Regions from separate parts of the Homo sapiens genome. Here region 1 is linked to region 2. A link is a loop called in an ENCODE intact Hi-C map of the cell type or tissue named here. Cell type or tissue: Caco-2. All regions are shown on one strand.

The links. Peaks named below come from ENCODE experiments on the same cell type or tissue, not always from the same donor. Only the 100,000 strongest peaks of a DNase experiment are listed, where the experiment ranks them.
Region 1: a loop joins it to region 2, with 2.7 times the contacts of the local background. A loop is called at or near these places in 1 of 110 quality-filtered maps.

Annotation. Positions count from the first base shown.
Region 1 is chr5:16,753,370-16,755,869 of GRCh38, forward strand. It overlaps MYO10 (myosin X), which reads right to left. Exons shown (of 41, transcript NM_012334.3): 19 at 1,459-1,539. Among named protein-coding and RNA genes, the nearest start is that of RETREG1, 140 kb to the left of the region's middle. RefSeq lists enhancers at 1,190-1,830, 1,831-2,471. In Caco-2, no CTCF peak of the experiment used is centred here; a DNase peak (open chromatin) is centred at 1,452.
Region 2 is chr5:16,880,373-16,882,872 of GRCh38, forward strand. The region is part of intron 1 of MYO10 (myosin X); the gene reads right to left. Among named protein-coding and RNA genes, the nearest start is that of MYO10, 55 kb to the right of the region's middle. In Caco-2, no CTCF peak of the experiment used is centred here; DNase peaks (open chromatin) are centred at 329 and 1,119; H3K4me3 peaks cover 365 bases.

The sequences.
Region 1 (2,500 bases), 130 kb before region 2:
TGTTAACCAGGATGGTCTCCATCTCCTGACCTTGTGATCCACCCGCCTCGGCCTCCCAAAGTGCTGGGATTACAGGCGTGAGCCACCGTGCCCGGCCTTTTTTTTTTTTTTTTTTTTTGGGAGACAGAGTCTGGCTCTATCTCCCAGGCTGGAGTGCAGTGGCAGATCTTGGCTCACTGCAACCTCCACCTCCTGGGTTCAAGTGATTCTCGTGCCTCAGCCTCCTGAGTGGCTGGGATTACAGGCACGTGACACCATGCCTAGCAAATTTCTGTATTTTTAGTAGAGATAGGGTTTCACCATGTTGGCCAGGCTGGTCTCAAATTCCTGACCTCATGTGACCCGCCCACCTCGACCTCCCAAAGTGCTGGGATTACAGGCGTGAGCCACCATGCCCGGCTACTGTGGTTCTTATAAGCATACATCTTTAAACTATAAATGAGGAATCCATGCAATATTAAGCCAAAGGCAACTGGTTGGCATTATAAAAGATAAGATCCAGCATCAGTCAAATTACCAGAATATAATAAACCAAGTCTCATGGGAAACAGTTCAGATCAGATTTTTTACCTTAAACCTTATGAGGATGGCATCTAGTTCTTTAACATTAGCTCTTAAAATTACAATTAAATTTTACAATTTAATTACATTACAATTAAATTACATAAAAATTACATTACAATTAAATTACATAAAAATTACATTACAATTAAAATTTGTAGGGGTTTTCTCACATAAGAAGCATTCCTAAGAGGCTGTTTGCTGAATCAAAATAATTTAAATGTATTAACAATACTTTAAGACAAGCTACCTAATTAGCTGTGGATTCAGCGACTGCATATATCTAACACTATAGTTTCTTTGTTTAGGTAGCTTTTCCTTTTTAAGCTCACATTCCTTGTAATCGGATTATGAAATTAGAAAGCTAAAATCAAAGAGCCAAGACATTAATACTTATGACAACCTTTAGAGTGCTTTCTAATTAGTTATAAACAACTATTTAAAGTACTTAAAATCTAGCATTACTACTTAAAGCCTCTTCATCGTGTTTAAAATAACAATAAAGCAAAAAAAAGAAGGAAAGAAAGACAAATAAAAACTTTAAAAAAAAAATCAGCCACCACACATCAAATATTTCCTGTAAAATGATGTATCACACTCTGAAACTTTTCCCAAGAATTTTAAACCAAACGCTAAAAAAAAAAAAAAGTAAAGGCTTCACAATGTTTCCTTTTCAAATAGATGTCCCTAAAGCTTAATAACATCACTCAAAAGCAGACTAACAGGCCCAAGGGACAAAGGGAACTTTTTCATTTCATGTCAAGTTATAATAATGTCATATCCATTTCCAACCATCTACAATGAAAGGACTTTGGAGAAACCAAATCTGTGAGTAACCACCCCAGGAGGCTGTGTCCCTCGAGACAGATCCCAGCCTAGGACTGTCATCAATCTTACCTTCTGCATGTTTGGCTTGATACAGCGAACAAAGAAAGGATTAGAGGAGCTTAGCGTTGCCATTAAGGAATGCAGTGAGTCCTATTAGAAAAAGTATATGTTGATTTAGTCTCTTATTATGTCATTCTTTAAATTTCTCAGTACTCTAGGCACTTAGAAACAATAATTTAAAAAACACAATATAAATCATAGGACTAATAACTTAGAGGTTTTCATTTTTTAATTGTCATTCTAATATAAAATAAACATACTGAGTCAATGTATTAATAATTGAAATTATTCGATAATACACCAAACTCATTTATCACTTCCTTTGAAATAGTAAAATTCTATTTTATTTATTTATTTATTTATTTGAGACGGAGTCTCGCTCTATCACCCAGGCTGGAGTGCAGTGGCGTGATCTCGGCTCACTGCAAGCTCCGCCTCCCGGGCTCATGCCCTTCTCCTGCCTCAGCCTCCAGAGTAGCTGGGACTACAGGCGCCCGCCACCATGCCCGGAGAATTTTTTGTATTTTTAGTGGAGATGCGGTTTCACCGTGTTAGCCAGGATGGTCTCGATCTCCTGACTTCGTGATCCACCGGCCTCAGCCTCCCAAAGTGCTGGGATTACAGGCGTGAGCCACCGCGCCCGGCCTGAAATAGTACAATTTTAATAAACCATTCTGTCAACAAACAAAAATCATCCTAGGATATTTCAACGTTTAGTACAGAAAAACTGAGAAATAGCCACTCTTCCACTGTCATTATTCTTCCCAATTCATTAGTTCCATCGAAATGACAGTCTATGCCAGCACTTCACTGGTCTCTGAGCCACAATCTCTCACTCTTACCTTCAAATCGCCAGACTTACAGACTCCAGATCAATCTTTAATACTACTTTCTTTTCCAACTTTTTTTTTTTTTTTTTTTTTAGAGTTTTTAACATTTACCAAAGCAGACAAAAGCATACAATGAGTTCTCATTACCAGCTTCAGCTCAGGGCTAATCTCATTTCGCCTGATCCACACATACTATACCCACCCCTGTGGAAAAGCAAATC
Region 2 (2,500 bases):
CTCCTTTCCCCACTGACCAACTCACAGAGTTCCCCGGAGAGTTATACGACTCTCCTAGTATCCCCTATTGTGACCTTATCTATAAGAGGCCCTCCCCATAGGCACTCATTTCCCTGGTACATGCTATGGAGATTCTAAGTTGTTTACTCCATTCATAGATCTTCAAAGATGCTCCAAACAGGAGTTTAAATCCTCTGCTATAAAGATGGAAAATAGCATCAAAAATGAATATTAAGTGCTCCTATATAAATCCTGAGGCCTGCCTATGTAAAGAACACACAGCACCAACAGGGGCCAGTACCTATTTGCACACAAGTCCCTCACCCCCTACTCTTGCTTCAGCCTGAGACACTGATAACACACATGAAGAATGAGACTTAACAACTGCCTGTCAGTCCTGATTTCTTTATTAGCAAACAGCTGCTTCCAAAAAGAACACTGACTTCAGGCATCTGCTACGACGCTGGTCTCTCAAATATCACTCCATACCCAAGCCACATTATTTGTAACATTCTAGAAAAAGATTTCAAGTGCCTGATGACTTTTTTCGGCCTCTCTTTAATTCACATGTCAGGGACTGCAATATTTGAAAGCTTTTAAATATACACCTCCCAACACACATACACGCCCATGCTCGCAGCAATGAAAATGTTCAAAGTGATATAAGGCAAGAACTTTTACTCATTAGGTTAAAATCAGGAAACAATAACTCCCAGTGTAACTCCAACCCAGAACCCCTAGTCCAAAGCTTTCTGTGTATTGTGACCATCACTAGCATTGTTTTCATTAAAAAGGATTTCACACACCTGTTTCCCAATCAAAATTGTCTATTTAGTAAGAATGAAATTGAGATTATGCAACATTATCAAATTAATATAAACTGTCAGCAGGATTAATATGTACCCTTTTGGCTTCCACAGGCCATCCAGAACATATTTTTTCACTCCAGCGTGCAGTTTCTTTGACTTAGCATCTCACTGTGGGTCTCTTTACCCTTTCGTTTGAAAGTACTACAAAAGCCCTTTGTTGACACAGTGCTTTATGATCAAATACACAGTTCAGCTCCTGCAGTCCAAAGGTCTTCTCCAACAGGTGTGAAGAACTGCTGATAAGCAACTTTTACAAAATCCAGCCCAGATTTCAAATCCACAGCCCATTGGCCAGTTTTCCTAGGTCTATCACAAACAGCTGTCTTCCACAGGTGGGAAGGGAAATGCATTCAAAACACCCCCTTTGTTCTTTGAAAAAGTATTAACTGGCAATTTTCATAGAATCGGAATTGCAAAGTTAAACTGCTGAAATAGGTATTTTTTACATAGATTGTTCCTGGTGCTTTCTCTGAGACCCCAATCTTTCTACTTCCACTCTATTAGAACACATGTGCCCAGGTCCGAAAGAGGCCACCCACAAGCATTTGAAAACAAAGTCACAGGCAGACATTTACCAGACCATCTAAGTTGGAGTGGGAAAGAAAAATTTGCCCACCGTATGCAAACTATTACATTCAGTCATTGTTAAATAAGGCTGATAATTTAATACATTATATAGGCAACCTAGCATATGGAAAAGGCTCACAATTTGATTAAAAAATTGCCTTTATAAGCAGGTGGAACAAGTTTGATCATAACATACACATTTTATTAAAACGTGGACAAGTTTGCATCTTAATTTCTGAGACAAATATGTGAGTGTTAATATAATGGCTAAAAATTTTTCTGTACATAATCACCAGAAATGTTTCTGCAATATAAAGCACTTATGCATAAATTCCTATCCCCCTTTGAACTTTAAAGCAATCCTATAAGACAGAGAGGCAATACCGTCCCTTTCTTCAAACGTAAGGTTCACAGAGGTTCCATTTTCTACTGCCAACAATGATTTCCTGGATATAATAAAAGGGGCTGACTTTATCAAATGTTGGTGAGGATGTAGAGAAACTGAGAATGTAAAATGGTACATCTGCTTTGGAAAATGGTTTGGCAATTTCTTAAAAAGCTAAACATAATCTTATCATATATGTCCCAACAATTTAACTCCTAGTTGTTTACTCAAAAAAAAATTTTTTTAAGTCTTGTGTGCAAATATTCATAGCAGCAATATTCTTACCAGCAAAAATACTGGAAACAATTCAAAGGTCTAGTAACTGGTATAGAGATACTCAGAATAAATCCATACAATGAGACTCCTCAGTTATTTAAATTAAAAAAAAAAATCACTGATACATTCACCAACAAAGATGGACCATACACATCATGGTAAGTGAAAGAAGCCAGATACAAAAGGCTACATATTGTGTGGTTCCGTTTATATGAAGTTTCTGGAAAAGGCAAATCCATAGACACAGACAATAGATGAATGGCTACCCAGAGCTGGGTGCGGGAGGGACAGTGACTGAGTGAAAAAGGTGGAAATCTGTCCTAACACTGCCCTGTGGTGATGGCTGCACAATTATATACATGTGCTGAAAATCATTCTACTGGGCACCTATAATGGGTGAATT